Linked DNA regions of Homo sapiens: region 2 is linked to region 1. Evidence: chromatin loops called from intact Hi-C (ENCODE). Cell type or tissue: ovary. All regions are shown on one strand. Each heading gives the region's core, and the rest is flanking DNA. Links, peaks and the distances in the headings are about the cores only. Region 1 overlaps CHST15 (carbohydrate sulfotransferase 15). Region 2 overlaps CHST15 (carbohydrate sulfotransferase 15).

Evidence for each region. A loop is a pair of places that touch in the nucleus more often than their neighbours do. Peaks named below come from ENCODE experiments on the same cell type or tissue, not always from the same donor. Only the 100,000 strongest peaks of a DNase experiment are listed, where the experiment ranks them.
Region 2: it touches region 1 in a loop (6-fold over the local background); 21 of 110 quality-filtered maps call a loop at or near these places.

Annotation. Positions count from the first base shown.
Region 1 is chr10:124,077,847-124,089,153 of GRCh38, forward strand. All of the region lies in intron 1 of CHST15 (carbohydrate sulfotransferase 15), which reads right to left. Among named protein-coding and RNA genes, the nearest start is that of CHST15, 10 kb to the right of the region's middle. In ovary, for the core only: no CTCF peak of the experiment used is centred there; no DNase peak of the experiment used is centred there; H3K27ac peaks cover 788 bases.
Region 2 is chr10:124,028,199-124,039,505 of GRCh38, forward strand. It overlaps CHST15 (carbohydrate sulfotransferase 15), which reads right to left. Exons shown (of 8, transcript NM_001270764.2): 5 at 10,317-10,473. Among named protein-coding and RNA genes, the nearest start is that of CHST15, 60 kb to the right of the region's middle. RefSeq lists enhancers at 5,323-5,845, 5,846-6,367 and a silencer at 7,973-8,022. In ovary, for the core only: no CTCF peak of the experiment used is centred there; DNase peaks (open chromatin) are centred at 5,209 and 5,853; H3K27ac peaks cover 2,404 bases.

The sequences.
Region 1 (11,307 bases), core at 5,633-8,132:
GAGGCAGGCACAGCTCACTACATGGGGATTCTGCCTCTTTATAAAATCAGCTTGTAGATGGTTTAATTAAAATACACCAGAGCATAATTCAATTGGAATTGAGGCTCCCATCAAACCAAACTAGGCTGCAGAAATTCTACCAACCTTAAAAGCACCTACAAGGGGCAAGGTACAAATTTCATTTGGATGTTGCTTGGGTGTTTCTAGCTCTACGGGTAGAATTGTTTTCACCAATAAAACCACCTGCACTCAGAAATGGAAGGGACACGGCAGATCTCACACAAGCCTCTTGCATTGCAGGTAAAGAAACAGAGACTCAGAGAAGTCAGGACAGCCCCAGGGCACACAGCAGTCACTGTGCAGGCCTGAGCCAAGGAGGGAGCCCGGCAAGGTTAAGAACAAGCAGTCTCTGACTTCACACTGCCTATATTCCACGCCCAACTCTACCATCCAGCTGCAGGAATGTGGGCAGGGTGAACTCCTCTGAACTCAGTTCTTACATCTGTAAAATGGGGATGTTAACTGTATCTACCTCAAAGGTTGCTGAGTGTATGAAATGAAATAAAGTAGATAAAACCTAAAGCATACTAAATACTCAATGCAGCCTGGTTTCCATTATCAGAACTCCAGCTCCCCTGGTCTGTCCTATAAACCAAACTACTGTCTAAGGTTCTTTATGTCTCAGAATCTCTCAGATCTGAGGTAGAAGGTCACCTCTGTGCACCCATCAGAGACGATGCACCCATAGAGCGCCATGTGGACCCGTGGAACCTGTGAAATTCATCCTCCAGTATTTGTTGAACTTACGGAAACGAATTTTAACTGATTGTCAATTGGAAGGGATTGAAACATCCTCTAAAAGACAAACAACAATGCTAAAGCTTATGAAATTCTAAAATGCTTCTAAAATGCTGTAGATCCCTAGGTTTAATAAGAAAAATAAGGTCTGCAGCTCAGTTAATGCTATTGTACCAGTGTCAGTTTCCTGGCTTTGATCATGTCTGAGGGTTGCATAAGATGTTCTCCCTGTGGGAAGCTGAGTGAAGGGTACACAGGGAGTCTACTATTTTTGCATCTTCTTGTGAGTCTGAAATTATTTCAAAATAAAAAATTAAAATAAAAGTATGAGGCAGCATATAGGAGTGCCAAGAGATTATGGGGACTCTGAGCAAGCATTCAGCATGTCAATACAGCCACAGCTGCCTGGTGTAGGACTCATGTGACTTGGGAAGAGATGCTGAATGAACAACTGGAATGATTCTAAACCAAACTACTCAGAAAAAAAAATTTCTTTTATCTTTCCATTTATTAAAATGTAGAAAAATTTATGTTTTGTCCACCATTTAAAAATTAGTCAACAACATAAAATGGAGATGTATATTACTGTCACAACTACTGACCAATATTTATTGGGAAAACTTTGCAATGTGACAAAGGATCACTCTTAAGGATGTCTGGGGAGACCAGAAAGAGATTTAAAGTTTATGAAAATAACTGATGACACAATCCGTTGAGGCCCTACTGTGTGTCAGGTTGACCAGCTGGTGTCTTGGGTGTGGTTTCCACAAGAAAGCCTGGCATTAACACGTCATTAACAAGGACGGACTCCATGTGGTATGGAGCAGTCCAGGAGTAGACAAGGTTCAGGGTGTCCTGATGCAGGACCTGGGAGGCCAGAGTGCTGCCCCATGGAGACCACGGTTACCCAGGTTAACAGCAGGACCTGGGATGGAGAGGCAGCCTGGGGCCCACTCCCTCGCAGGTAGGGAGGTGGCTGCAACAAGAGGACAACCAACAGGAGGGCCCTCAAGAAACAGAGGTTCTTACTGACGAGGAGACAGAAACAGCTGGAGGCAGCACCAGGAGGGAGGAAGAACTTCCCCTTGAGGGGGCTCAAATCCTGAGCAAGGGCCAGGTCTCTGTCACAGCCAGGGCCGGAAAGCAATGCTTAAAGAAGAGGCCAAATCAGCAAACAGTTTTCCATGCCTCATCCCCCTCCAAAGGGTTCCCGCTCCAGGACCTAGGCTGCATGGAACTGTCACCAAATTCAAGTTAACGGCCTGTGTTCACCTTTGGGAATTCACAGTCCTATTTCGGTCTTGTTTTTATGAGTGTGGTTTCAGCTGCCCACCCCAAGACGTACCCCCTCAAGCATGTGCTTACATAAAAATAACTCTGCCTCCCCAGCCAAGCCCTTAGTGAGAGGACAGGGATGTTGGGGTTTTGCTTTGTTTTTTGCTAGCCCTGTTTTCTGAAACTCTGCAGCAGCTGCAGGCCAGCGAGCATCGGACAGGTGTTCTTCACCCAGAGACGGGACGGGGAGAAGGCAGAGCTGCAAATGTCAGTGCAGAGGATGCAGAAGAGAAGAAAATCAACCCAGGCGTCCAATAAACCAAGTCTCTTTCTCCCGAGCATAAATGAATCCCATCCCATCAACAGGTTCTCCCCTTGGGGTCCTGGCACTGACTGTTCCCTCCTTCCAAGCATCAGACAGCAGCACCCTCTGAACATTCAAGAATCAACGGAGATGTCACCTTTGTGGAAAGGCCTTTCCCGCACACCAGCTGGTCACTCCAGCACATGGCCCTTATGCCTGTCTATTCTCTGATATTTGCGACCTTGTCTGCTGCCTGTCTCTCTCCATGAGGATATGCCCTCTGTGAGCACTGGGACCCTGTGTGTCTAACTCACTGCTAGATCCCCAGCTCCTAGAACAGCATGGGGTACACAGCAGGGCCTCAATAAAGAGTTCTTTTCACTGGAGGGTGACTCTCAAGAGGATGTGCAGAGCCTGAGTCAGAAGAGTTGAAGACATTGAAGGGCCAGGCTCCCCAATGTTCTTCTTGATCAAAGCTGAAGGATTAGGGCAAGTCACTGACTTCTGCAGGCCTCCGTTTCCCCAGCTATAAACAGACGATCTGAAAGACACTCACCATCCCTGCACTATGGGTCAAAGTTTTCAATTATTCACTATACTCTTGCCTGTTTTCCTTTCACCCATCTGTCTGTCCATCGGCCCAATCATTCTTTCCCATGGACTAGGCCCTGGGGATGCCACGTTGAATAAGACACATTTCCTGTTCTGAAGGAACAGATAACCTTCCAGTGGCAGAGACACAAAGGAAGCAATTCTGCACTGACCAGCTATCTGTCAAAGGAGACTCCTGGGCCTCCAGCCTGGGCCACTGTGGGGATGAGAATGGGGTCCTTCCCCAAGAGAAAAACAGATCTAAAATTCCACCACTGCTACCAAGTGATGAACAATGTGTGTTAGTTACAATCAGGGAATCTGAACATGAAACTCAAAGACAGTCACAAAGTCTCATCACAGATTGAGGACAAATGAGGCTCATTCCTGAGACCACTGTGCTAATTATCTGTCCCTTATCTTTGCCATAGGAGAACTGGAAATTCTCATTAGAAGAATGATTACAATCACTGCTAAGTTCCCTCAGCGTTTCTTAGCTAAAGAGCTTAACGAATCCAGGTCCATGCATGCACACACATGCACGCATGCACACACATGCACGCATGCACACACACACGCGTGCACACACACACAAATGCCCAGCATCCATCCCCGGAGACTTGATGTAACAGCTGATGTAGGACCAAAGTATGTGCATTTCTTTCAATAAGCTCCGTGGGGGTTGCAAAGCGGCACCCCTGATTTATAGCCACAGAGTTTCTGCCAAGTTTACTTCTTATTACAGTTGTAAAGGTGCTTTAGAATATCAGTGATAACAATGAGATAGATATCCATAAGGATTTTAACAGAACTTTCCTAAGCACAGAGAACACTCCAGCCACAAAACACTTTTATCTACCTCATCAGAGCTAAATGGTGCCTGGAAACATAAACGCTGGAAGGACCAGCCTGAGGACACAGCCGCCCTGTGGGACCACACCCCCAGGCCATGCAAGAAACCTGGCCCAGGGAGATCTCCCGGCCTGGTCTCCACATATTTCTTTCAATGCTTTCACCCAGCGTACCCTTGAAAAAACAACTTCCTAATGTATCCTGGAGTCACAATTACAGCCCCTTGCTTATTACGGGCTTGGCCAAATCAGATAAAATTTCATTCTCTGAATTGGTTCCTAATTTAATTATTCCCCGGATAAGCAGCCGGGCCGCCCATCACCGCAGGGGAGAAAGAACTAGAAAGATGCTGGCGCCACAAGGTGCTGTTCTTATTCGGCCGCTGGTGGATGGGGAGATGTTCTGGGCCTCGGACATCAGATGGACATTGGATGGACAGACAGATGGGTGAAAGGAAAACAGGCAAGAGTACATTGGATGACTGAAAACCTTGACCCATAATCACATAAAAGAGGGCAAGCTAACCACCATCTGTTCACCCAACCCACCTTAATCTGCTGCCCCAGGCCAGTCAAGAAGGCAACCTGGGGTTTTAGTAAGAGTTTAGGGAGAACTTTTGGAGTAATTGGATTGTAACTCCAAAAACCGGTATTCAATCCTGTCTCTTTATGTGTGGCCTCTCTGGCCCTCAGCTTCCCCATCTATAAAAAGGGGCTGAACCACGTTCGCCCGAAGGCCTTTCCAGCTCTAAAATTCAGACAATTCAGTATCTCAGCCAGGATCACTGACAGGGGGATCGGGATCCCATCTAAGAACAAAGCCTTTTCTAGGGCCAGGGAAAGAGTGTTGTTTAAAAAATGAATCTTATTATTAGAAGAAAGTGAAAACGTCTCATAAAACATAACCCTAGAAACGGAAACACATGTCCACACCCAAAGAAGCTTGTACACAAACGTTTATGGCCGCCTCATTCATAAGAGCCAAAGGTGGAGACCACCCAAATGTCTATCAATGGACAAATGGATCCATGAAACTGTGGTCTATCCCTGCGATGGAATATTATTCAGCCATGAAAAGGAAGGAAGTGCTGACGCATGCCACAGCATGGATGAACCATGACAGTTACACAGAGTAAAAGAAGCCAGTCACAAAAGACCTCATTCTATGTGATTCTGCTCATACGAAAGTCCACAATAGAGGAATTGGGCTGGACAGAGACAAGAAGTAGATTTGTGGTTGCTCAAGGCTGAAGGGTACATGTAGGGGAATGGGGAGATAAAGGGGTGATAGCTAAGGTGTACAAGATGTCTTTTTGAGATTAAAAAAAGTTCTAAAATTAGCTGTGGTAGTGGTTGCACGTATCTGTCAATATACTAAAAAACATGGAATTGTATACTTTGGGTGAATTTTATGGTGTGTGCATTACATTTCAGTAAAGCTGTTAAAGAAGAATAGATTGAACAGGTTTTTCAAAAGTCTGCTTTATGATTTTTTTTAATAAATCAGTTGAGAACTTTGAAAGATACACATGCATGTCCTTCGGCACTTCTGCGGCTTCCTAAGTGATCCAGCGGGTGACTTCCAGTGAGCACGTCTTCTCACCCTTTCATCAACCAAAAAAACTGCTGACTCAAAAGGGGGCAGGCCTGCATTTTTCTATCGACTTATTTCCATTTTAAGGGCCGAAAGCAAATTTATTTTCCACCACTCAAATGGCAACTGAAGCTTCATCTTCTTTTCAATACATCATTTTTCTTCTCTGAGCCAAATTTTATACAATGCAAAAGATCCCTGGATTTTCTATTGTCGATAGGTGAGCAAATGATTTTTTCTTTTCCTTTTTTTTGCCTGGAAGATGTTTCTGAGGAGGAGCTCACAGTCACCCAGCTCCCACTCTTCTCTTCTGTACATCTCCTCATATCTAATTTCTCATAGAAACTGCTAGCAAGTGGGTATAAATAGCTTTTCAAAGTTAGGACGACACAAAATGTCAGGCTGATACTGTTCTCGTTAGTCGGAGCATGCTTTCTTCCCCCTCATTTATTCCCACTAATAACTTTCTTAGGCAAGTTCAGCGTGTCCTAAAAGCAGCTATTTCCTCTGACTTTCACTATAATGCACTTGGATCACTGACCTGATGCGGCATGGGGACTCGGCCTTTCTGGAACATATTTTCTTTATTAAAAACTGTGACGGATGATGAGAGAGGATCACGCCACCATGGGTCAGGCTGGAGATGACCACAGGCGAGGAAGTGGTAAGCCTCCGCAGTTCAACACGCCCAGAGCTCAGAGGAAGATGGTCCTTCCCAAGGCTCACGGTTTCTAAGCCCACACAATGTTTCAGAGAGGGTGCCTAGGCAGAGAGATGTCAGACACTCTGAGGCTCAGGAGGCTGCACCTTTGCAAGGCAGAGCTAGGGAAGGAAAGACGGAAGGGTCTCTGCTGCCCCAAGGAGTCCAGTCCTGAGGCATCAGTGTTCAGTGGGACGGAGGAGGAGCTGACCCTCCCAAGGGCAGGGGCCACGCGCTGGCTGGGAAGCAAGGACAAAGGAAGCCCTTGGTACCTGCCTCTCGGGGAGTCACAGCTGAGGGCCCAGGACCCTCCTGGCTGTCTTCTCATCTGCCCTTCATCCTGTGATGAGACAAGAGGGAGGTTGCCAGTTGGGGGCCCACCTGCATTCGGTCCTCCCCTGCAGGCCAGCTGACCTCCATGGCCCAACCTTCTCCGTTAGAGCCTTTGGGCCAGAAGGTGACCATTGAAGGCTGCCCAGAGAGCCTTAGGAACAAGCTCCCCCATACCAGGGGCAAATGGCCTGCCCAGCTCCTGCTGCCCATCAAGCCCCCCACTACCGAGAACAGGCCGAGGCCAGACCAGAGATGACATCCCACCCACAGTAAGGGATTAACCAATCATCCAGGTTGTCCTTCATAGAAAAATTAAAGCTAAACAGCCCCCAGGAATCCAGTGGAGGAAGACACCACACAGAGGCCTTCACAGTTCACCTCTGAACCGGACATGAGAACCTCCTGCTCCCTCCACCAGACCACAGAAAGGGCACTAAAACTCCCGAACATCTTCCTAGAGCAACTGCAACTCCAAAGTCAAGCGTCTGGTTACGTGACACAGAGGTCAGCCAGCTGCAGCCAAATCCCCACCTGGATGTCCAGGAAACCAACAACAGAGAAGCCAGGCCCCTGATGATACCCACAAGATCTCGGCCAAAACTCCTCCACCCCACCGCCCTGAGCCGCTGCAGCTACCAGGCAGAACCATCAGAAGTGTGTGGAGAGAAACACAAGCCCTCGGCCCACACTCCCCGGGGCAACCCTGCTTTCTTGTAATCCTGGCGGTTCCTTCCATGCACAAAGCAAACAGGGTTTGGTGTGTACATTTGGAAGACTCTTTACATACACAGGTTCACAAAGCAGAGAAAATTAATCCTCAGTAGACCCATAGTCTGATTTGGGGTTTGGAAATTATAGTCCCTAAAAATACATGCCAGGACATACTTTATATTTTTAATGCAAATATTTACATTCCAAACAAAGGAGCATGGAACTTGAAGCCAAGCTATTTATACCAGCTATAAGAAACACCAGCAGCCTCCACATTTCTCGCCTGAGTAGACGGCTCCGCTTATATTCCTGAAACAACAACCAAATTTCCATAACATTTTCCCCTAAGGCTCTCAAGACACAAAAAACTGTGGTCACTATGTTTTAATAGCCCCAAAACCTAATGCCAGGAAATCCAAGGTTATTCCATTAGACTCTCGACTCCTTGGGAAATTGAGTGACAAGTGTGAGCTCTCCTGTGCCACACTATCAAACTCAGTGTTCACATAAAACCTCCAGGAGAACCTAGCCTTTGGAAGAATCATTTTTAATTGACGCGTTAATGCAGCACATGGCAGTCACTGGCCACTAAGTGAGAGTCCAGCTACATGGATGTACCGTGAGCCCCAGACACCCTCCTCCTGAAGAGAGCCTCATCAGGCTGGGAGAGCAGACTGCACCCAGGAAACTGGAGCCCAGCACAGTGTGGGACAGGGTCAAGGTTGAGAAATACAACAGAGGAAAACTGCAGAAGCTCAGAGGAGGAAGGATCCACACCTGGCTGGGGAAGGGAGGTACGGGGAGCAGATAGCAAGAATGACTGGCAAACGCTTCCTGAAGGCAGTGGGGGTGGGGGGCTCGATGATGAAGTAGGCAAATGTGGGGGCTCCCCCTCTCCAGTGGCCGGGGGACCCAAGTGTAGCCAGGTCCAGGCCCGGCTGGCCAGGCGTCTCGTTGCAAACACAGAACCAGGTCTGGTAAAAGCACAGGCCCTGTGGGGGGCTGGGACCAAGAGAGAGGAGGCAGAGAAGCTTCTCCAGGCCCAGGCTAGGAGTCAACCACTACCTCAGCTCCCTGTGAATTGCGTTCAACTTAGAATGTGACCTTGAGATCCATGGATCACCATTACCTCAATCATGCTCTGCCAACAAGTAGGAAAGAGATGTTCTTGAATTTAAAGCCAGATTATTTCCTACAGCAGACAACAACACCGATTTGACACACTGTGGCCACTTCTACCAAGTACGTACCTAACAGATGCCATTGACCACCCTCCAACCGTGGGCCGGGCACGGAGCCCAGCACATCATATTCCTTGCCACAGGGCGACTGTTCTCCGCCACCCCAGATGTTTCCTTCCATGAGGAGGAAGCTCCCCTGTGTAACTTTCCTGTTGTCTATACGTGGTGGTTTCTACACCATCCCAGGAATATGGAAGGAGGGCGTGGACATGACAGCCCAGCCCTGCCTTTCCCCATGGTAAGGAGGCCCTTCGCCCTGCTGGGAGAGGCTCCTCCAGCTCCGCAGGCAATGGGGTGGGCGGGTCTGCCTGACTGCCCCTGTTCCCCACTTCCTTGCCCACTGGTTCAGCCACATTCTCCAACAACAGCTGCAGTCGGGAACAGCCATCGCATGTGGATTTCCACCTGCCTTCCTCCTCCTCCTCCTCCTCCTCCTCCTCCTCTATCTCTCCATAGGTTTAGACCTCACCCAGAAAAAAGTGATTCCATGTGGGGAGCTCCCCTGAACCCTGAATTGTACTATTTCAAATACTCAAGCCACCCAACCAGGTAGAGATCATTAACCCCATTTTACAGATGGGGAAACCGAGATGCAAGCTAAGCCACTTGTTCAGAGCCACAGTAATGGGACGAAGCAGCACTGCATGAACTTGAACCTGAGTCAGCGTGGATCCCAGGCTCAACCCACTACCTGCCCTGCCCCACCCAGTGCCTATGCGATCTAACACCTGGGCTAAAAGAGCTTCCGTGTCACGGGCGCCAAATATTTGGCTGACAAGAAACGTGAAGGTACAGGTGAACTTACCGCCATCAGCATGAGTGAGCTGCCAGGGGTTACAAAAGGGAACACAGCTGCCCAGACCACTTTCGTGGAAGGGTAAGATAATACATCTTACACCTCTCTCGACCTCTTAGACTCTGAAATGCAGGCTCTGGCCTCCTAGCAAAGGTGCCACGGGCCCAGTCCCTCGGGACAGCTACCTACAGGGACACAGAAAAGCAAAAGCAGGACAGAACCTCCCTGAGATAGATCCAGGGCCACCCTGGGAGGGATGGGATCGCCACTTCTCCTTGTATGCCCTCCCCCTTGCTGGCCACACCACTATCTTTTTGACCACAGGGAGCAAAAGGGTCCGGCAGGGGCGTATTCTGTTTCAAGAGAAAATGCTAAGCCACCGAGTTCCAGCCTATTGTCAGAAAAACATAATTGTGCCTGGCCTGTATCTAATTATTTGCCCATGTTGGGGTATTTTCCAGGCACCTGGGTGCCTGGACTGTCTGTTTCAATATTTTTACCACAAATGCAATTCTGGAAAGTGTCCAAGTTTCCATTATAATGATACCCTCTGCTTTTGAGGATCTGCCAGCCTTACTTTCTTCAGAGATCTAAGAGGCCTGGGCCACGATAAGTTCTAGAAATGTAAAATAGGCATCAGGGAGAGCCTGCCGAAGCCAGGAGCCCCCACCCCCCCGCCCTCCAGGCCCCCTCTGGGCTCTTTTAAGCTGAGAGTGGGGTGAGATGTAACATTCACAAGCGAGCTACACCAGCACAGTTCCACCTAGAGCCACGCGGTCTCCTCTCTCTGGTTAATTGCATCAAATATGGGCACAGCGGAGCTGCTCCACAGCCTGGCTGCAAGGTCAGCTGAAGGGTCTTGAAGGGTAGCTGTTTACCAGTGTTCTCCTCGCACAGATGAGGAGACAGAGTCCAGAGAGTGAAGCCACCACCCTAAGGAAACCTAGCTGGAGCCAAGGCTTGCAGGGGCTCCTGCCTATATCCTTTGAGGTAGAATATACTGGAATCAAATATGGAGACATGCACGGTTAGGAGCTCCGGGGCTGAAGAATATCACCCGAGCCAGTGTTTACTGAGCACTTACTGGATGCCAGGCACTGTGCCAAGCACTGGCAGGTATTAACTCTGAAAAGACACCCGCCCTCAAGCCAGGGGGCGAAGTCTTCCCGGAACACTCCAATCTCAAAGTCGCTACCCCGGGCTCCTGCTGCACTTTGCCAAGCCCCATAAGGTGCCTGTCAACGGCGTTACATAACTCTGACTTGCACGAGCTCCGCCTCGCCCACTGATCTGAGTGCTGTGCTCTGTGCTGAGCGCTGGCTCTCTGCCCCCATGCACCTGGCCCAGGGTTGCAGGGCAGAAACGCTGCAGGTCCTGCTGCAGACAGCCTCCTTTCCTCTCCATCCCTTTGGAAATCAGCGAAGATGAGAAACTGCTTCCCACTTGCCACCTCCCCACAACTTAACCACTTGCTGATTCACGCCGCCTCCTCCTTCTGGAGCCACAGTTGTTCTTCTCCCCTCACCCCCTTATTTCCCTCCTGCCTCTACCGTCATTCCCAATCCCTCCTCCTGCACATCCGGATGGCTGAGAGCTTGGTGTGTGTCATCTCCAACAGCTTCCCAGCCCTTTAAAGGACACAAAGGGATATACCTGTGTGACCTGTCTAGCAGAGGGCCAGCTTCAAACCTATAGGGACGCAGCACGTGATAGGTCTTGCGATGAACTGTCTTCCTCCCCAACTCCCATAGTTACAATTTAAAAAATCTATGTTGGCCCAAATGGACACAAAACCTTTCTCCTTCTTCCTGGACACTCCTAACTAGACACCTAGACTGGACACACTAATTAGATAACTGTTCCATTTATGGTCCATCTCCTGCTGTGGAGACACAGGTCTACACATAAATCATTTTGTCCCAGTGCTTTATTTGAAAGGAGAAACTATCTCAGTAAAGAAATCAGACCCTCATACTGCAGGCCAATGAAGAAATGCCTTGAGCAGTGGAAACACTCAGCCTCCCAACACTTAGCCAGCTAAGTGCAAACATGATCTCCTCATTCACAGCACTGGAACAGAGTGACCCTTTGAAGTAACTTAATCTCATACCTG
Region 2 (11,307 bases), core at 4,297-6,796, 51 kb before region 1:
GGAATTCAGGCATCTATCATGAAGCCGGAACACACTGCGGGATCTTGTATCTCTTGGAAAAGCTAATATTCCTTGGTGATCGCAATAGCTCATTAGAGTTTGATGGTTCCTGTTCCTAAGTGATGATGTGGTTGTTCATCGGCCTGGCCTCTATGTGGAGAACTCTGCAGGACCTGGCTCCAAGGCCACTAGTTTGGGAAAACCTCTCCCCATAGTGGGTTCCTCCTCCTTTTGTATTTTTGTTCATATCGTTTTTATATTGAGAAATGATCCACGTACCGTAGCATCCACCCATTTAATGTGAACAATTCGCCAGTTTTTAGTATACACCACACAGCTGTGTGAACACCACCACTCCCCAGTCCCAAGATGTTTTCATCACCCTGATGAGCGACTGCTGGTTCTAACACAGCAGTTCCCACAGGGACTCATGTCAGAAGTCACTGAGATCACCCAGCTCAAAAGGCACCCAAACGCACAAGCTTCAATCTCAGCTTCAGCTCAGACAAGGGCAGGCGCTTGGTGGCCTTGAGCTCTGACATGTCCTCCAGTTACTGCTCCACGTATGGGACTTCTCAGAGGGCCACCTTTGAGAAAAGATCCCAAGCTGGTGCTGAAGTTGCAGGCGGCTGGGAGCAGGTGACCATCCCTGGGCTGGCTCACCCCGGTGACGCTGGCCCCACCTCCCCGTGCTCCTCAAACACCCCCCAACCCCCCAGCTGGCTCCTCAATGACAGTTACCGGAACGGCCCCATTTCCTCAGGCAGGAGGACCCGAGATGGGGACACACTCATGTCCTCCAATTCACCCTCAACAACATCTTGCAGTGCTGTGGCCACGTGAGGGTTGTAATGAGAGGGAGCCAGGGCACCTGGCCTTGTTATTCTCCATTTGCTGGCATCCGAATTTAAATCACTGATCAATAATTCCCAGCCTGTGATATGGTGCCATCAATAATGATTATATATTTTTTTCCTACCAGGAAAAAAAGGCCATTTAATGTAGCTGAGACGGAGCCCTTTTGTTCCACTGAATCACAAACTGTGACTGTCTCATCAGGAGGCTGGATGAGACAGGACTGGCCAGGCCAGCTGATCTGGAGGGAATGTCCAAGGTCACCTTAGACTGAACACAGGGGTGACACTGGTGAGGCTCATTTTCTGCCAGTTACAAACATCCATGTTTGGTCCTAAAAACGCCCAAATGAATGGCAGGTGCCCTGTTTGTTGGGGCCATTCTATTTCCTACCAGGCCCTAGGTTCCTTGTGCACGAGTGGGGTTCCCAGCCCCTCTTTGTTCCTTCCAGAGCATCCAATCACAGGGCCCCGGTAACTGTTCACAGACTGGGAGGCAGCACTTCTCAGAGGCGACACCAAGCATCCCTGACATCTCCGAGCCTGGCGTGGTTTACAAAGCACCTTCTCGTGATTCACCAGTGACTCTCATGGCAGATGTTTCTACAAGCAAGAAAACTGGGGTGCACTGAGGATTGGCGGGCTACCCCTGGTTATAAAGCCAGGCGCAGGGTGTGGGCCCCTCACTGCAGGGCAATGGCCACTGCACACCGGGGCGGGGCCAGTATGTGACATGTGCTGCCACCCCCTCCTTCAACAGCGTCAACCTCACTAAGCAGCCCAGAACTCCGGGTGAGACAGGTCCCTGAACTGTGGCTGCCCCAGGGTCGTTTCTAAGTGCCCTCCCTGATCCCAGCCCAGCGGGCACACATCTCACCTTAGGATCTCTGCAGATACAGACACAACGGAGCTCTTTTTCCCTATAGTGTTCCTCCTGCTCGGAACCGTCCTTTCCAAACAATCATGTGGGAATACACAGGACTGCCAAGGACTTCACAAACATTTCCCCAAAACATAAACAGTGTTCAGCACTTGGGAGTTTTCAGCTTGGTGGTTTTTCTCCCACCAATAACAAGATGTGGCGCCTCACCAGGCAGTCCCTCCTGAACAGTCTTCAGAGAACCCCTTCACAAAGACCCGAGCTGTCCTTCTGGCCTGGGCGCTGCCAGCTCTCCCTCCCCGCTCTGTGATCGAGGCCAACCCCCTTGACCTCAGGTGGCTCAACAGCTCAGTCCTATTAAAGTGACCTCGTGCCGCTTCCAGGGCCCATATCAAGGTGTGTCAACAGGCAGCTTCTGGGAAGCAAAATGCCTGAACCCACCAGGAATCAATAGGCAGCTTCAATAAAGACACCGCACTACAGTAGTCCTCACAAGGACCCTTGTAATTCTTAATCTTCCAAAATCTTAGAGGAAAGGAAAGAGTGAGAGCTGGAGGGAGAGGTGAGAAAGAGAAATCGATCCGTGGCTATTGCTGCAACCTCTACATCCCCACGGCTTTCTCCTCATTCCGTCTCTTCTCCACAGAGGCGTTCTCCTAATTTCCCTTTGAGATGGTTTAAATCAATAATGAATCCCTCAGTGCTAGGAACAGCCTGCGTTTTAATCCTTGTGCAAATCTGTTCTAGAGAAAACATCGCATGACATTCCCAGTGCCAGGCTCTCTTCTGATTGAGAACACATCCAGGGCTTTCAATCAGTGCTTCTAGGGGCTGGGGGAAGTTGAGCTGTTTGGAGAGGGGCTTCCGGTGCTGCCTGAATAGCAAGAGAGATTCTCAAGTCAAAGTTCCGCTGCGGTTCGAAGGCATGAATCCGGCTCAGCTCCCTTCTGTGTGTGCTGGCTTTTGCCCTAGGGCGGGCATCCTGCTCCCTCTGATGTGGAAGTAGGTGAATGAGGTGCATCCAGGCTTAGGCATCCACAAATACCGGGTCCTTCCTATTTACAGAGCTTTGCAAAACTGGGGAGCCATCCTGCTAATAACTCACAGCCCAGTCCCTCCTGGGAACGAGCCTCAGCTGAAGAGACCACCAGCAGCAACCAAGGTTAAGCCTCCACAGGTGGTCCTGTCCAATGATGGGTGGATGGGAGAAGCCTCACCCAGAGATAGCTCTGAGGGGCTGCCCCAGCTCAGTCATTTACATGAAGCCTGGCCCTACTCCCTCAACTAGACAGAGGCTCCATGAGAGCAAACGGGATGGATTTTCCTCTCCTATGTACAGCTTGCATCTAGCACATCAAGGGTGTTCAATAAATACAGCCAGGCGTCACTTAACAGCAGGGATATATATGTTCTGAGAAATGCATCAGTAGGTGATGTCATTATGTGAATGTCATAGAGTGTTCACAGAAACCCAGATGGCACAGCCCCCTACACACCTAGGTGGCGAGGTACAGCCTACTGCTCCTATGCTGTCAGCCTGTACCGCAGGAATCCTGTGAGCAGTTGTAACATAAGAGTTAGAATTTATGTATTGAAGCATAGAAAAGGCACAATGAAAACACGGGATTATAACTTTACGGGGCCACCATCATATATGGGGTCCACTGTTGACCAAAACTTGGTTATGTGGTTTGCAACTCTGGGGAGTGAGTAAATGAGTGATCAGTTTATTGTTATTATTAGTAATAACTGATACCTAATAATAATAATAGTTACATATTTTCCATTTGTCAAGCACTGTTTAAACACGTTACTACAAATATTAAGTCATTTAACTCTCACTACCCTGGAGGTAGGACTATCTTCCCCCATTTTACCGATGAGAAAATAAGGCACAGAGAGGTTAAGTTTCTTGTCCCAGTTTACAGAGCAGTAAGTGACAGGGCTGGGGTTCCAATGCCTGTGTTCCTGCCACCATGACCCCGGTACACCTCCCAGACACTCAGCGGGTGAAAGCTGTGCACCACCCTGAGGCCCCCTCACACACTCTGCAGACAGAGTGAAACTGATGAAACCAGGATTCCTGCCCAAATGTTCAGCCCTGCTATTCCTCTGTGTCCCCATGAGTGACTGCCTATAACAGAATCCATTTCATTAAAAGCCTGCTTCCTTTCCTAGTTTATCGTCATAACTGAATCATTTGACCAGTCCAACGGGTTGTTTAAAAAATCAGTTTATATAAGCAGATGAAGAAAAGAACTAGCCAGGTTCCAAGACTCCAGGGGTTTGGGTCAAAATCGAGTTTGAATTCTTCGCCAAGCTGAGTTCTCCTTCCCTTTGGACTCATCATCACAGAATGGGAAAATGAACCATTCCTGTGGTGGGTTGTTTCTGGGCATTGCATTAAGACTACACACAGAATCAAACCCCAAACATAGACACGGTAAAATCCTTAACAGATGGTACATGACCCCACTCCAAATGTCCCTTGAATAAAGGAGGAATGCAACTAGGTTGGAGGTGCCAGCACCTTCCACGCATTTTTCACATTTAACGGGGGCTATAACTGCCTCTGAATTAAGAGACAAACACTATCAACTGTCTCACAAATGAAGAGGCAGGAGGCTAATGTGAGATGCATTTGAAAAGAATAGTCTTTACCACTTACGAATGGGATTAAATAAAGAAAAATTCTGCTTGCAATTGGTGGCTTCTTTTTAATTAACTGGGCCAATTTAGCATAGGAATGCATCAAGCTAGTTTTAAATTGTCATGATCTCTTACAGAGAGGAAACTGGAACATGAATTCTTGGCTGGCTTCTTTGGCCATATGAACCATCCCATCCACTTGTTTCCATTATTCCTCTGTTCTCCTCCAGAAAAAAAAAAAAAAAATGGACTTGCCACTTGACTCCTTCTCTGGAAATTTAAAAGTGATTTGACTTTGCTTAAAATTCCAACATTTTCAAACCCTCTACTTTGGATCAATTAGGCTGAATGTGAACCTAAAACTAAAAATAAAAGTGGTATTTCCCCTCTCCAAGCCAATTTATAGAAGGAAAAGAACAACTTGGACCAATCCAACTTGCAGCCAGCAACCCCCAAAATCTCCTGCTTCCAGAAGTGCAAGGTCACAGAACAGGGCTAATGGCCCAGGATCCCGTTAGACTGATGGAACTTGGGCTCAGAGTGTTTGTTTCTTCAAGAGTGACCTAAACACACAGTATTTATCATCCTTTCTGGCTGAGATGGGAAACGCGCCAACCATTTCAGACAGGCCATGGGTCATGGGCTTCGAAAAAGAAGAAATTCCTATTGTTACTTATTTTTATAAATGTTTAAGAAGAAATGAAACAGCTGCTATGTCAGTAACTTACACAGAAAATATGCACATAAACACACTTCCTCTGCCACTAGAGCTGGGATCAAGCTGGAAGCTACTCTCCCGGCTGCAAAGCCCAGGCCCCAGTTTCCTGAGGATCAGGTGCAGAACGGGAGGTGGCTGACTCCTAGGACGGTCCTCAGTGATCCCCGGTTCTTGGTATTCACACCCTGTAGTGTCTTCCCACTGAGTGTGGCTAGACCTCATGACTCACTTCTAACCAACAGAATATGGCAATGACGATGGGATTTCACACTCATGACTAGGTTAGAAAAAATCGTGACTTCTAATCTGCTAGCAGACGCTCTAGCTTGCTGGCTTGGATAAAGCCTGCAGCCATACCGGAGAGGCCCTGTGGTGAGGTATGGAGGGTAGCCTCTCGCCAAAAGCCAGCAAAGATGTGAAGCCCTCATTCCAACAGCTCTTGAGGTGCTGAATTCTGCCCACAACCATGTGCGCTTGGGAGCAGGTCCTTCTGCAGTCAAGCATATTGACGACCCCCAGCCTGATGACAGCTAGGTCACAGCCTCATGAGAGACCTTAAGTAGAGGACCCAGTAAAGCTGCACCCAGGTTCCTGACCCCCAGAAACTGTTTGAAGCTGCTAAGTTTTGGCAAACTTTTTCCGCAGCAGTACTAATTAGTACAGCAGGCAATGCAAGGCCTGGGTCAGCGTCCTAACACACGCTGCTGCCCTGGCATCCTGCCCTTCCCCTCAGCACCAGGACATGAGCCATGACGAAGCCGCCGCCCACTTCTCTGATAAAGCACCAGCTACCAGGGGGTAGGCACTGGGTCGCCACTGTTGTTCACCAGGGCACGTATGCTCAGTGCCCAGCACAGCACCCAGCCTGTGGCAGGGGCTGAATATGTGTTTGAATTGACCAACTATTTCTGTTAGGCTGAGGACCAGGGAGGCAAGAAGCTTTCACATTCAGTTCCTAGGATACATAGAGTATTTGTTATTAAAAGAAGAAAACACGGTGACTACTTGGGGGGACCATGCTGTGAACTGTGAGCCTCCTTCTAGCTGGCAGACTCAGGCTGGGGTAAGAGAGAAGAGTTTGGCAGGTCTTGCTCCTTGCTGAGCCGCTTGCACCTGCACGGTGCTGCTGTCTTCTGTTCCAGCACTCACCTTTGTGGTGTTGGTATCCTCAGAGGTGGGACCAGAACTCCAGGAAGAAAGAAACATACTCAGGGACCCTGGCTCCACCCCTAACAGGGACCCTGGCTTCATCCCCTAACAGGGACCCTGGCTTCATCCCCTAACAGGGACCCTGGCTCCACCCCCTAACAGGGACCCTGGCTTCACCCCTGATAGGTACCCTGGCTCCACCCCTAACAGGGACCCCGGCTCTACCCCCTAACAGGGACCCCGGCTCCACCCCCTAACAGGGACCCCGGCTCCACCCCCTAACAGGGACCCCGGCTCCACCCCCTAACAGGGACGCCGGCTCCACCCCCTAACAGGGACGCCGGCTCCGCCCCTAACGGGGACCCCGGCTCCGCCCCCTAACGGGGACCCTGGTTCTACCCCTAACAGGGACCCTGGCTCTACTCCCTAACAGGGACCCTGGCTCTACCCCTGATAGGTACCCTGGCTTCATCCCCTAACAGGGACCCTGGCTCCACCCCTAACAGGGACCCTGGCTCTACCCCCTAATAGGGACCCTGGCTCTACCCCCTAATAGGGACCCTGGCTCTACCCCCTAACAGGGACCCTGGCTCTACCCCTGATAGGTACCCCGGCTCCACCCCCTAACAGGGACGCCGGCTCCACCCCTAACAGGGACCCCGGCTCCGCCCCCTAACAGGGACCCCGGCTCCGCCCCCTAACGGGGACCCCGGCTCCGCCCCCTAACGGGGACCCTGGTTCCACCCCTAACGGGGACCCTGGCTCTACCCCCTAACAGGGACCCTGGCTTCATCCCCTAACAGGGACCCTGGCTCCACCCCTAACAGGGACCCTGGCTCTACCCCTGATAGGTACCCCGGCTCCACCCACTAACAGGGACCCTGGCTCCACCCCTAACAGGGACCCTGGCTCCACTCCCTAACAGGGACCCTGGCTCCGCCCCCTAACAGAGACCCTGGCTCCACCCCTAATAGGGACCCTGGCTCTACCCCCTAACAGGGACCCTGGTTCCACCCCCTAACAGGGACCCCGGCTCTACCCCTGATAGGTACCCTGGCTTCATCCCCTAACAGGGACCCTGGCTCCGCCCCCTAACAGGGACCCTGGTTCCACCCCTAACAGGGACCCTGGCTTCATCCCCTAACAGGGCCCATGGTTTCATCCCCTAACACGGACCCTGGCTCCAACCCCTAACAGGGACCTTGGCTCCACCCTAAACAGGAGAACATGTGGTGTTTTCCTTTGCACCTGTCCTCCTCTCTGCCTGGAAGGCTTCATCTTAACCCACCTTCCTGCCTTGTTTACACAGCAAACTCTTATTCATCCTTCAAAACCCAGTCTGGCATCAGTCTTCTCCAGGTCAGTTCCTTCTGGATCTCCCCACTCTGGAGCCCCACTCTCCTCACCTCCTACTCTGCAGAACTGCAACCAACCACAGCCATGCCCACGTCCCCACTGGGAGCTCCAGTCTCCCAGGGCCCAGAGCAGGGCTGACACACACCAAACCCAGTCCCGACAGATGGGCCCCCACCTCTCTGTGCCCAGACAGTACACAAGGCTGCTGTGTGCACTCTCGGCCCCTGAGGTTAAGGCGTGGTCTGACCTTTCTCAGAATGAGGAACTAAGCAGCAGCGACAGGAAAACATTTGATGAGCACACCGAGCACTTGCGCCCTTCAGCTGGGGGCCGTGTCGGGGAGGGAGGCAGAGCAGCTATGCAAACACCTCCGGGGGCGGCGAGGGGTCAGCTCGAGGTGACAGTTATGTCACCATGAGAGCTCGGCTAGTGTGCGTCAGCCCTGCTGGATGGAGGGAGACCACTCAGCAGGGCCGATTTCTGCCTCCAAAACACGGGAACCAGCAGGTGGGACATGGCAAGGGACGGCAAGTCAGTGCCTGCCTCAGAACAGAGTGGAAGAAGTCCTGGGCTGGGAGATGCAGAGAGCAGGGAGCGAAACCACACCTGGCACCTGCTAGAAGGCATGGCACCGGGACAGCCACCAAGAGCTCAGGCTCAGAGCGCTGGGGCTGAGGGAGGGCAGATCCAGCCTCTCCCTGACCAGGTCATACTCAGAGCAGCGGGAGCCATGCAGACTCCACAAGAGGGACATCAGCTCAGAAGTGTGACCAGAGCAGACTTTAAAGCATGTTTCTGGGGGGCAACAATGCAAAGTGAAAGAAGCAGGACATAAGACTGTCCTGTCACACCCATGTGCACACACACACACACACACACTTATTTGCATAGAAAAGTCTGGAAGAAAATACACCAAAACATAAATAGTAGTTATCTAGGTGAGAAATTAATAGTTTGAAAACAGTTTTCCAATATATGTTCCAAAATTTCCACAACAAACACGCCTTATTGTTATAATTGGCAAATACGTGGGGCCAGGAAGGTATGCCACCTGAAGAAGGGGTCCCAGGGGTCAGTTTCCCGGGGCTGCCAGGACAAATCACCACGAACTCGTGGTGCGTAATGACAGGACTTTCTTCCCTCAGTGTCCTGGAAGCTGGAGTCTGAAACCCAGGTGTGGGGCAGAGGTGGTTCCTCTGGGATGCCAGGGGAGAATCTGTTCCACTCCTCTCCTGGCTTCTGGTGGCTGCCGGCACTCCTTGGCACCCCTTGGCTGGTGGCAGCATCACTCCAGCCTCGTCAAGAGGCATGCTCCCTGTGTCTTAGGGTGGGTGAGGGTCTACCCTGATCCAGTATGACCTCATTTTAACCGGAGTGCATCTGCAAAGAAAGATCCTATTTCCAAATAAGGTCACAGTCATACACACTGGGGGAGACAACTTCAGCTTATCTTTTTGGGGGGCACAATTCAATCCATAAGAAGATGTAGTTGGCCCAAAGGAAAATAAGACACAAAGGGCTGTGGTCCCTGTCTTTAAATATCGCCAGCCTCTCCTGTTTTGGAAGGATTAGACTTGGTCTGTCTGACTCTATGGAGAAGAAAGAGGACCAATGAGTGGATGTTTCCCCAAAACAGACCTGGTCTCAAAATAGGAACACAGCTGTCCTAAGCTACACTGGCCATCTTGCGCGGAGAATTCCCTGACTCAGAGGGCCTCGGATTAGACAGGTGCCCCCTTAGCTCTGATGTGGAAGTATTGGAGGGAGCACTGGACCAAATAATTTTCAGGTCCTGGCAGCCCTGAGATTCTGCATTCACACAGGCATAAATGATGCAAGCAGTGCCCAGTGCCAGCCAGGCCGCCCCATAGTGGCTGTTCAATATCCCACTACCCTGGCCTCACCCACACTGGGAAACCCTTGATCTTAAAGCAAAGCTGCTCTGCTCAGCATTGTTCTTCCTTTTGGTCTCTCAAGGAAAGCTGGAAACTGTACATTCAACGCAGACAAGGATAAAGGCATCAACCACGTGGAGAGACACAGAATTCTAGGAGTTAAACCACGTGGAGAAGCTTACACCCCTGATTCTAAGGGTGTTTCCCTCGCCTTGACAGTACCAAGGAACCGTCCTGTGCCCCTGGTCAGGCCTGCTGGGGCTGAAGTCACACAGACCAGGATCAGAATGGTTAAGAAAACCATCTGCAACATGTGTCAACTCAGTGGGGACAGCCTCAAGAATAACACTTACGTAAGAAACAGCAGTAACGTTGCAAGTTCCGTTTATTTTTGTTTGTTTTTATTTTATTTTATTTTTTTTTTTGAGATGGAGTCTCACTCTGACACCCAGGCTGGAGTGCAGTTGCACCATCTTGGCCCACTGCAGCCTCCGCCTCCTGGATTCAAGCGATTCTCCTGCCTCAGCCTCCCGAGTAGCTGGGACTATAGGAGTGTGCCACCACATCTGGTAATTTTTGTATTTTTAGTAGAGATGGGGTTTCACCATGTTGGCCAGGCTGGTCTTGAACTCCTGACCTCAGGCGATCCACCCACCCCGGCCTCCCAAAGTGCTGGGATTACAGGCATGAGCCACTGTACCCGACCTGTTTAATTTTTTCTAAAGGAGACAAAATCTTATTTGTCATGAGAGGGGAACACTGTTCTTCAAAAGTTCCTCTTCTCACCCCAAATACAACACACAGAAACTGCTCACCTCTCCACAGGGTCCCTGAGCATGACAATCAGTCTGGCATTTGGCTGAAAGGCGTGGATGAAGTCCTGCGTCAGAAACGGTGGCTCGCCATCCGTGCTGTTGTCGTAGAAGAACGTCCAGGCATTATTATCCCACATCGTGGAGGCACTGGCCTCCCCTGGAAACAGAAAACACTCCAAGTGAGCAGGGGTGTGATTCAGGCTCCCACGGAGTGGCTCTAGGTGCCAGAGGCCACACCTGGCCCCGATGCCTTCCTCTTAAGCAGCGGGAGAGGCCAAGCTGTCAGCCTTTGCGGGCATCTGGGACTCCAAAGAGAGAAGGTTGGATGCCCCCCCCTGCCACAGCCACACCCCACCTCCACCCCAAAAACTTCTGTCTGGAAGTCCAGGCGATCCATGCAACACTGAGTGCCCCCACCCCTGAGCTCCTCTTTCCAAGGGGAGCAAAAATGAAACCTTCCCTAGCACCTGGGCCCCCAGTTTCACAGTATTTAACTTTGCTCACAGTGCACAGCTCTGTGGCATTTTAAGGGCCCACTGAGAATGCAGTCTGTCAGAAAAACACGCCAAAACATAAACAGCAGTTATCTAGGTGGGAAATTATAGGTGGTTTTGAAAATGGTTTTCCTGTATAGTATTCCAATATATGTTCTATACAGTAGATGGTTCTAGTAATAATAGATGGAGTTCTCTCTGAACTGGGGGCCCAAGATGATGAAAGGCCTTGACATTTCTGCCCAGGATCTAACAAAGAGAAAGAGCTGGGGCAGAGCTGAGCCACATTTCAGAGCCGGGAGGAGCCGAGAACTGGTCTAGCAGACCAGGAGCCTGGAGCTGGTACTAGATGATTTCCTTCCAAAGCGTCAGGAGAAAGGAGGAGGGTGGGAACACTAACCCTTATGAGGAATTTGAGTGTGATTTCCTTCCTTGAAGCTGTAACTGTTCATCACAGAGCATACTCTAAGACTAAAAGAGAGAGGGGCTTTGCCACA